Regions from separate parts of the Homo sapiens genome. Here region 2 is linked to region 1. Evidence: read pairs that join two places in POLR2A ChIA-PET (ENCODE). Cell type or tissue: PC-9. All regions are shown on one strand. Links, peaks and the distances in the headings refer to the core of each region. The heading gives the core; the rest is flanking DNA.

What was found. ChIA-PET counts read pairs that join two places held together with the same protein. Peaks named below come from ENCODE experiments on the same cell type or tissue, not always from the same donor. Only the 100,000 strongest peaks of a DNase experiment are listed, where the experiment ranks them.
Region 2: POLR2A ChIA-PET joins it to region 1 with 14 read pairs; 3 of 35 experiments call an interaction of 5 or more read pairs at or near these places.

What each region holds. Positions count from the first base shown.
Region 1 is chr15:41,756,402-41,761,779 of GRCh38, forward strand. MGA (MAX dimerization protein MGA) reads left to right here. Exons shown (of 24, transcript NM_001400225.1): 19 at 1,387-1,438; 20 at 3,922-4,128; 21 at 5,338-5,378. Among named protein-coding and RNA genes, the nearest start is that of MAPKBP1, 15 kb to the right of the region's middle. In PC-9, for the core only: no CTCF peak of the experiment used is centred there; no DNase peak of the experiment used is centred there.
Region 2 is chr15:41,488,186-41,493,563 of GRCh38, forward strand. No RefSeq gene overlaps it. Among named protein-coding and RNA genes, the nearest start is that of ITPKA, 3.0 kb to the right of the region's middle. RefSeq lists enhancers at 2,118-2,237, 2,206-2,500, 4,591-5,091, 5,092-5,378 and a silencer at 5,329-5,378. In PC-9, for the core only: no CTCF peak of the experiment used is centred there; DNase peaks (open chromatin) are centred at 2,366 and 5,076; H3K4me3 peaks cover 829 bases.

The DNA of each region.
Region 1 (5,378 bases), core at 88-5,087:
AGATTTCTGGTGGTACAGTTATCTAGGTGTGGAGCAATGGGAACTCGCATACTGCAAGTGGGAGTGTACATTGTTATTACCAGTTTAACAGTTACTGAAGTTGAAGGTGTGCATATCTTTCCTCTGCTCCTATGCCCCAGAAAAATTTTCACAAGGGGTCGTGTATGGGACTGTCCATTGCAGCATTGTTTGCTATTATGAAGATTTAGAAACAACCTAAATAACTACTAACATTCTGAAAAAAAAATTCGGGGAAATTCACATTGTGGAATACTATATAACTATATAACAATTAAAACAATTGGAATTGGAACTCTGCGTATCAACATATCTCAGGTGTAATTTATTTGTACTTTTATTTTCGATATTTTTTGTAGAGACGGAGTCTTGCTATGTTGGCCAGGCTAATTTTGAACTCCTGGCCTCAACCAGTCCTCGTGCCTTGGCCTCCTAAAGTTCTGGGATTACAGGCATTAGCTACTGTGCCTGGCCTTCAGGTGGAATATTGAATGAAACAAATGAGTTGCAGAAAGATATAGTATAGTATATAATATTTAAAGTGGTACTTTTTTTGTTTAGATATATATATATATATTTCTAGTAAGACTTACAAAAGTGTGCATGGTAAACTCTGTCTTAGAATGGTTACTTTTGAGAAGGAAGGAAGGGAATGTGATTGAGTAGACTGCACATAGAACCTTCTGTATTTTTGAGATGTATTATTTCTCAAGCTAGATGGTTCATATGTGGGTGTTCATTATACGCTTGGTCCTCCTTCACGGATGGGAAGACCAAGTTTATAATGGAAAAGCATGTATCCACAAATATAGAAAGCATGTATTTGTGGATTCACCCAACTGTGGATTGGAAATACTTGGAAGAAGAAAAATTGCATCTGTATTGAACATGTATAGACTTTATTTTCATGTCATTATTCCCTAAACAATACAGTATAACAACTGTTTACTTAGTTTTTACATTGTACTAGGTGTTATAAGTAATGTAGGGATGATTTATAGTATACAGGAGGAGGTGCCTATGTTATATGCAAATACTATGCCATTTTATATCAGGGACTTGAGTATTCAAAGATACTGCTGGAAGTTTTGGAACGAGTCTTCCCTGGATACTGAAGGACAACTTTAAATTTGTTTATATGGTTTTGTATATTAAATATTTCATGATTGTACAAAGTAATTTGAAGTTTTAGTGACTATTTGTACACTTTTAGAGAAAATATATAATGTCAAGTAAATAATGTGGCCATATATCACACCTTGGGAAAAAGAAACTGGTTGTAATTTGGAATGGTTTGGTTGTAGCTGTGAAATAGGTCTTAGATTATTAAATTTCAGTAAGACACTGAAAAATCCTGTCTTTATCCAGGTCCTGTACTCACATCTCTGCAGATGAAAAAGCAGCTGAAAGGAGTCGAAAGGTATTTAGGATATATTTAGTGATAATTACTCATTGAATAAAATTGTTAACATTTATCTTAGGGTTGAAACAACATTAGCTATATTAGCCACGATTTTTTCTCAGGGCTATTTTTGCCAGTGAGTTAATATAATCAGTTTTTTCTCCTTAATCAAATTATACTGCTAATGTCCTTTTTTTCCCTTTTAATTCTTCTCCTCAGAGGATAGACTAATGTAGAGGAGTTAAAAATGGATATGAAATTTATGAGAATATATGTGGTTATTTGAAAACTGTTCTTGTAATGGTCTGATGTAAAACAAGGTGCCATTCTTTCTTGCTTGGGCTCATGATTTTAAGTGATTTAAAAAACTATGCTCTGCAAAATGGCTAGCAGTTAGGGATCCATGAAAAAATAAACCTTTAATTTTCTTAATCTTTTTGGTTTATATCATAGTAACATAATTAAGCAGGGTTTTTTGTTTATCCTAACCAACAGTAGGCATGGAGGAGAGTTTGGTTTGTTTAAATTGTTTTCCACTTGTTTTTCTATCTTAATTTAAAAGATTAAAAAAAGACAATGATGGGGGTTGGGTTGAAGTAGAGGGTGGCATTTGGTTCCTTTAAAAAATCATAGTGCAGTTTGTTTGGTTTTGATCTGATTTGGGACTTATATGATACAGCGTATTTGCATGGTTGTAATTATTTGCATATATCATTATATTTGGCTTTTAAAAATTTATTCTGAAGCATTTTTCAGATATAACAAGAATTTTCATAATAGCTTATTTACATAATTCATTGTTTTGTACCCAAATAATTACATGCAAATTCTTGCTGCACTTTGCTATATTTAATGTTTATATTGCTTTTCTTTCTGTCTTCTTGGCTGTTTTATTCTCCCATTCTATGTTAATGCATAATGGGTTTAACTTTAGAAAGGCAGTGGCTTTTACATTAGAGTTTTTGGTTACGGTCAGAGTTACGATTAAGCAAACAGTGTCAGAAAAAGAGACAATTAGAAACATCAGAGGGAAAAATCACAAAACCAAGAAACTGCACAGGACAGGAAATATTATTCACTTTGTATGAGTAGTGTTTATAATGTCATAATAGTTAATGTTGATGCTTTTTTAACGTTTATAACCTGTGATTAAAATATAGAAGACTTAATTTCAGTCTTGAAAATGTGAGAATACAAATGACAAATTGGGAGGTGAGAGAGGGAAGAAGAAATAAAGGGAAGGATACAGGTGCTGATACCCTCATTTTACAAAGTAGAAAGGCAAGATAGATTGTTTATTGTTGATGAAATAAGAAATTAAGGTAGAATTCAAGTTGCTAAGGGATCAGTAGAACAGCTAAAAGTAGTGATGTAACTATATTGGGATGATAAGATGGTAAGACATAAGAGTGATGTGAGCTAAATCCTCTTCTGCATAGCAAGAAGTCAATAGATAGCATTGAAAATGGAAAAAAATAAGCTTATGTTACTATTTTTGGTTTAGGATATAGATTTAAGAACTAGAAGAAGCTGCTAAAAGAATTAAAAAGTGATTGTTTCTGAGGATCCAGGTACAAGTTCAGGGCACAGTTGCTTTTCATTATAAGCTTCTTAATATGTGTGTGTGTGTGTGTGTGTGTGTATTTTTTTTTTTTTTTTTTTGTAAAGATGAAGTCTTACTGTGTTGCCTGTGTTAGTCTCAAACTCCTGGCTTCAAGTGATCCCCTACCTTGGCGTCCAAAAGTGCTGGAAATTACAGGTGTGAGCCACTGTGCCTGGCCAGCCTTTTCATATATTTTAAGTCCTATATGCAAAGATTGTAATAGAATAAATAAGATAGAGAAAGGAGGCTTTAAGCCTTTCTGGGGATCAAGAAGGACTTTCCTGAAAAAGTGCAGAGTTTGAGTTTTAAGTGTTAAGTTTTAAATGTTAAGTTTTAAATGTTATGGGGGTTTAGGTAAGAGGTGGGATAAGTAATCTAGGTACAGGTAAAAAGCCTGTGTAATGTCAGGGAGGTGTGGGATTGTGTAGTATATTTTGGGAATTTCTAGCAGATAGGAATGGTTGGAGAGAAAGGTGATTTAGAAGAGTGGCAGTTGATTTTTTACCAGATTGAGGAGGATCTTACAGTATTTTTTGAAAAACATTTAATGTAATTTGTATCATGAAAACAAGTTTTAGTAATACAATAAATTACTTAAGCTCTTTCAGATCTCGTACGCCTGTAACATATACAATTTCTTCCTCATTTGAAAATCACTGAAATTTGAACTGAGAGCTGGTAAGATCACTTTAGCATGTATTAGAAATTACACTGTTGGCATTGTAAGAGTTAGATTTGAAGGAAGGATAGACTGGTAGTAAGATGACCAATTGAGAGGCTGTTACAACAGTCCAGACAAAAGGTAATGAGTGCCTGAAATAGGGCAGTGTCATTTGAAACAGAGTAAGAGGGCCAACTACATGTTCAAGATGTTTAGGAGGCAATCTTGTTTGGACAGGCTCCACCAATTCCTCTAAAACTGAAGCCTGATTACTGGAGTGACAAACTACAGAAAGAAGCAGAAGCGTTTGCTTATTATCGCCGGACACACACTGCCAATGAGCGGCGGCGGCGTGGTGAAATGAGGGATCTCTTTGAGAAATTAAAGATCACATTGGGATTACTTCATTCTTCCAAGGTTTCCAAAAGTCTCATTCTTACTCGAGTAAGTGTTCTGTGTAAATGACAGTAAGAGCTTGACTAAGAGATTCTTACCGATGATATGAGAAAGATAATCCACTGACATATAAGGGAGATTGAAATAGAGCTGCTTAAATGTAACAGATGAATATGGACTAGTGAATGCCCAGTAAATCCCTTAGGGGGAAAATCATTATGCTAAGTCACAGTAGGTTTTCATTGAAAGTCAGATTTTTTTTTTTTTCTTTTGAGACGGAGTTTTGCTCTTGTTGCCCAGGCTGGAGTACAATGGCACGATCTTGGCTCACCGCAACCTTTGCCTCATGGGTTCAAGCGATTCTCTTGCCTCAGCCTCCTGAGTAGTTGGGATTTCAGGCTTGCGCCACCACACCTGGCTAATTTTGTATTTTTAGTAGATTAGTAGTAATTTTGTATTTTGTATTTTTAGTAGAGACGGGGTTTCTCTATGTTGGTCAGGCTAGTCTTGAACTCCCGACCTCCAGTGATCCGCCCACCTCAGCCTCCCAAAGTGCTGGGATTACTGGCATGAGCCACTGCACCCGGGCAAAAGTCAGGTTCTTTATTGGCACAGCTATCCTTTCTTCAGATAGAGTCAGAAACTCTGGTTAGCCATGTTGACCACATTCTCGTTACATTGGTGTTCTTGATAGCACTTAGTACAGGTTATCACAGCATAAAGCACAGCATAAGTGATATTTTAATATGCTTAACAGTTGACAGTCATTTTAAAAGAAAACCTGAAATATTCAAGGGAGCAGAAGTTTTAATTTTGCATGTAGAATATCTAAAGTAATTTCGTTTAAACAGTTTTTAAGTAGAAGGTGGAGGAGTACAGGATAAGCATTCATATCCCTCTAGAGCAGTTATTTCAACCAGATTTTGGTTAGACTAGGAGTTGATCTTAAAGTTGATTATTAAAATCTAAGCAGAGCACAGGTGTTTTGTATCTCCTCGCAGTGGTGGAATACCTACTACCATTCAGTGATGCTCTTTGGAAATAATCATGGTCACATTCCTTAAAAGTGTAAGCCAGAAATCCTCTTACAGTTTAACAAAAAATAATTTCTGAAACATCAACAATTGTTAATGGAATTTAAAAATTCTCTTAAGATGTCAGATTAAGTTTTTTTTCATTAGAGAAATTGTATAGGCCTTAGCTGTGTTTAAAGAAAGAGTGGATCAATTTTCAATAATACCACTATTTGTATTCTAGGCCTTCAGTGAAATTCAGGGACTAACAGATCAGGCAGACAA
Region 2 (5,378 bases), core at 131-5,130, 270 kb before region 1:
GATGCTCCATTCAGGAGCACAGGTCAAAGGCTGTGCCTTCCCTTCTCTCCCCAAGGTGAAAGGCCCTGCTTGTCATCTTAGGAAGCAGAAACCAGCACTGTGCCTGGCAGAGGGTGATGAGTGGTGATTTTGCTCCTGCCACTGGTGCTGCCCTGGGGATGGGGTAGAGGTGGGCACAGCTATGAGGCAGGCTGGGGTGAGGACCCCAGAAACCCCTCACATCACACATCCCATTTTCCAGGCCCTTTTTTCTTCCCTAGTTTTGTACCTGAGGGTGATGTTTCTCTAGAAGAGATGCAGCCCTCAGTCATGATAAATCCTGAAATTTTTTTTTTTTTTTTTTTTTTTTGAGACGGGGTCTCTCAATCTGTTGCCCAGGCTGGAGGGCAATGGCTTCATCACGGCTGACTGCAGCCTCAACCTCCCTGGGCTCAGGTGATCCTCCCACCTCTTCCTCCTGAATACCTTGGACCACAGGCATGTGTCACCATGCTTGGCTAATTTTCTTATTTTTTGTAGAGATGGGTTTTCAGCATGTTGCTCAGGCTGGCCTCAAATTCCTAGGTTCAAGTGATCCTCTTGCCTGGGCCACCCAAAGTGCTAGGATTACAGGTACCAGTCACTGGGCCCACCCCTGAAGGTCTTTGATGGGGGTGAAGACTCAGGCACTTCAAGAAGCAGACCTCAGGCCAGGCGCAGTGGCTCATGCCTATAATCCCAGCATTTAGGGAGGCCAAGGTGGGCAGATCACCTGAGGTCAGGAGTTCAAGACCAGCCTGGACAACATGGAGAAATCTCATCTCTATTAAAAATATAAAAATCAGCTGGGCATGGTGGCAGGTGCCTGTAATCCCAGCTACTCAAAAGCTGACACAGGAAATTTCCTGAACCCAGGAAGCAGAGGTTGCAGTGAGCTGAGATCACACCAATGCACTACAGCCTTGGCAACAGAGCGAGACTCTGCCTCAAAAAAAAAAAAGCAGACCTGTAGGGAACAGGAGGATCAACCAACTGAGATACCACAAGAAGATAGGTTCTGGCTGGGCACAGTGGCTCACACCTATAATTCTAGCACTTTGGTAGGCCAAAGCAGGAGGATTGCTTGAGCCCAGGAATTCAAGACCAGCCGGGACAACAGAGTGAGATCCCTGTCTCTACAAAAAATTTAAAAATTGGCTGGGCATGGTGACACATGCCTCTGCCTGTGGTCCCGGCTACTCGAGAGGCTAAGGCAGGAGGATCACTTAGGCCCAGGAAGTTGAGACCGAAGTGAGCTGTGATTGTGACTCTGCACTCCAGCCTGGGTGACCGAGTGAGACCCTGTCTCAAAAATAAATAAATAAATAAAGGAAAAGAAAAAAGGTTATCTGCTCAGACATGTAAGCTGGCCTTGTGGCCAAGGCAGAGAGACTCTCATGGCCTATCTCAGAACAGCCACCTAATGACCATCAAAACCTTGACACACTGGCGGGGTGCAATGGCTCATGCCTGTAATCCCAGCATTTTGGGAAGCTGAAGGAAGAAGACTGTTTGAGGCTAGAGTTCAAGACTTGGCCAACATAGGGAGACTCCATCTCTACAAAAAGTTTTTAAAATTAGTTGAGCATGGTAGTGTGTGCCTGTGGTCCCACCTACTCAGGAGGCTGGGGCAGGAGGATCCCTTGAGCCCAGGAGGTGGAGGCTGCAGTGAGCCATGATGGCACACTCTAGCCTGGGTGACAGAGTGAGTGAGACTTTGTCTAAAAAAAAAAAAAAAAACCCAAAAACAAACAAAAAACAACCTTGACACATTCCTCTACACCCCAGTGTCCCCCTTTTCTGTTGTTTAATTTTTTAAAAACTGTCTCTGGCGGTCAGGCGCAGTGGCTCACACCTGTAATCCGAGCACCTTGGGAGGCTGAGGCAGGCAGATCACCTGAGGTCAGGAGTTCGAGACCAGCCTGGCCCATTAATGTAGTGAAGCCCTGTCTCTACTAAAAATACAAAAAATTAGCCAGGCGTGGTGGCACACACCTGTAATCCCAGCTACATGGGAGGCTGAGGCAGGAAAATCGCTTGTGCCAGCAGGTGGAGGTTGCAGTGAGCTGAGGTGGTGCCACTGCACTTCATCCTGGGTGACAGAGCAAGACTCTCAAAAAAAAAAAAAAAAATTTTATCTGGCCTGCTTAATGCTTAAGTGTTTGAACATCCCCACCATTTTTTTTTTTTGTGGCACTCAAGAGGCCATCCCTTCCACCTCCATACTAGTCAGTCTGATTTTTTCCACATCCCTTCTACTCAAGCATCAAAGACTGAGAAAAATGAGTCATAAAAGAACAGATGTTCTAGGGTTTCAACGTTTATTCCTGGCATGACTAAGAGGACGGAAGAGCCTGCTGACCTCATCCTACAGCTATACAGGGACTCCCAGGCCTTGCCCCAAGACGTACCCTTATGTTTTCTGACTGTAGTAGGTGGGGGCAGACTCTACCTTCAGAAGGAACTACAAGATGTTTCTTTGTTTTGAGATGGAGTCTGGCACTGTCGCCTAGGCTCACTGCAACCTCTGCCTCCTGGGTTCAAGTGATTCTCCTGCCTCGGCTACCCAAGTATCTGGCATTACAGGTGCCCTCCACCATGCCCAGCTAATCTTTGTATTTTAGTAGAGACGGGATTTCACCACGTTGGCCAGGCTGGTCTCGAACTCCTGTCCTCAGGTGATCCACCCACCTCAGCCTCCCAAAGTGCTGGGATTACAGGTGTGAGCCATTGCACCCGGCCAGGAAATACAAGATGTTAATGAAAGAATTTGAGAACATGAGCGAGGTGGCTCATGGCCATAATCCCAGCGCTTTGGGAGGCCTGGGTGGGCGGATCACCTGAGGTCAGGAGTTTGAGACCAGCCTGGCCAACATGGTGAAACCCCGTCTCTACTAAAAATACAAAAACTAGCCAGGCCTGGTGGCGAGCACCTGTAATCTCAGCTACTCAGGAGGCTGAGGCTAGAGAAGCAGGCTGAGGCTCTTGAAGCCAGGAAGCAGAGGTTGCAGTGAGCCGAGATCACGCCATTGCACTCGAGCCTGGGCGACAAGCACGCAGGAAGTCAGGGGACCTAGCCAGGATACACTGCCTTTTCCATCAACTGGCTGTGTGTCCTTAACCTCCCTGGTGGAGCCACTTAACCTCTTTGGTACTTCCGTAATGTGAATGAGGAGGATAGATGGATATAAGGCCCCTTACTGCTCTAAGAATCTATGGGATTGGATTTCAGTTCAGCATCCATTTCCAGGTTTGCGCTCATCTTTCCAATGAGAGACACCTGGGCAGGTAGAGCAAAGAGCAATTCTCTGGCTGCTGGTATAGTAGACCTAAGGCTTGAGCAAGTGCCTGATACAAGAAGAAAAGGAATTGCCCCTTTTTCTTGGCAGCCAGGACAGAGACCCAGTGCCCAACCTGCTTATACCTCCAACCCTGCCCATCCATCGCCTGACAGACAGGAGTGCAGGACAAGTTCTCGCCCCTCATTGCCCTCCCTACCTTTCCAGTTCTGGCAGTTCCTTGCAGGCTCTCCCCACCTTGGGTTTCCTCCCAGCCCCGTCTCTGAGGGCAGCACCTTCCCACATCCTGACGCAGGTCAGTGTAGCTGTGAAGGAGGCAGAGGAGTGAGTGTCTGAGACACGAGTGATCCAGGTCCTTCAAGCTGCAGAGTACATCCCTCACACACATACTCAAGATTCCTCCAGATGGTTGTCCTAGAGAAGGTGGCGATGTGATTTCCCAGGTTCTCCGTGAAGTAGTCAAGTATTCAAACTCCTCTATGCCCTTCTTCCTCTTACCCCTTCATTCCCTCTATTTCTCCTGCCTCTCTCATTGCCATTCTTTCTTACATTATTTTGCTTCCTTCCTCAGTTCTCCAGGATCTTCACCTATTTGTTTATTTTGAGATAGCGTATGACTTGTCACCCAGACTGCAGTGCAGTGGAATGTCATGGCTCTCTGCAGCCTCGACCTCCTGGGCTCAAATAATCCTCTCACCTCAGCCTCCTAAGTAGCTGGGACCACAGGTGCATGCCACCACACTCAGCTTTTTTTTTTTTTTTTTTTTTTTTTTTTGAGACAAGTTATCACTCTGTTGCCCAGGCTAGAGTGTGGAGTGTGGTGGTGGAGTGTGGTGGTGATCTCAGCTCACTGCAGCCTCGACCTCCCAGGCTCAAGTGATCCTTCCACTTCAGCCTCTCCCCGAGTAGCTGAGACTACAAGTGCACACCACCACACCTGCCTAATATTCTGTATTTTTAGTAGAGACAGGGTTTTGCCATGTTGCCCAGGCTGGTCTCGAACTCCTGGGATCAAGCAATCTGCCCGCCTTGCCCTCCCAAAGTGCTGGGGTTACAAGCCTGAGCCACTATGCTTTGCCGAAGATTCCCGTCTTCCCACTGAACCTTCTTCTTTCCTTCTCCTGGGCCATTCCTGAGCCCTGGCTGAGGGGAGAGAAGGGAAGGAAAGCCCCTCCTGCGGCCATCTCAGCATCCAAGGCAATCCTTCTGGGGCTGCTCTGTCTCCAGGGCCCCAGCCATCCCCAGACACTGAGTGCCTGAGGGGGGACCCTCACTCCTGTGGCACTATGGTAAGATAGGAAACAGTGGCTTCTCCTCAAAGCAGCCTCGCCGGTCGGTCAGCTGACTACCAACATGGGAAGTGGCCGAAGATCCACATGGAATGACACTGATAAGCACTTTGCAGTGTCTGAAACTCTTAAACATCAGTGCTGTCTTCCTAGTTTTACAGACACAACTCTGTGGGTTGGATGAGGTTTTTCTAAATGTACAAATGCAGAAATATACGGAGGGAGTAAAGGGACTGCCTACAAATCACATCTAGAGTGTGGTGTACCTGATTTCAAGTCTTTTATTTTATTCTCGCAGCAACGGGAGAATCCGCAGTCGAGGGAGGTGAAATGACTTGCTGAACGCCACACGGCGGACTCCAAGCCCCGAGCTCCTATAACAGAGGAGGAGGAAGGCGGGCTCAGCTCCTGCCACCCAGCAGCGGGGGAGATGCAGCCCGGGACTAGGCTGGGCCATGGGGACAGATCCAGGCCCCGCCCCCTGACCTTGTTCTCTGCCCGCCGGGAAGTGGGGAACTTGCGGGGAGCAGCCTCAGCTAGTCCCTGGGGCAGAGTCTCCACTTGGGTGCACGCCCTGGGGTGGGGCTTCTTCGGGAAGCCGGGGGCCTTCAACTCTGCTCAGGAGCTCGGGCCGGAGAAAGGCCCCGAGACTTGAAGCCCTTGCCCGGGAGGGATGAACACGCAAAGGAACCCGAGGAACGGGGTAGGGGACCAAGAGTAGGACCAGCTTCTCCTGCGCGGGGACAGGGCCTGTGGAGCGGCCTGGAGGAAT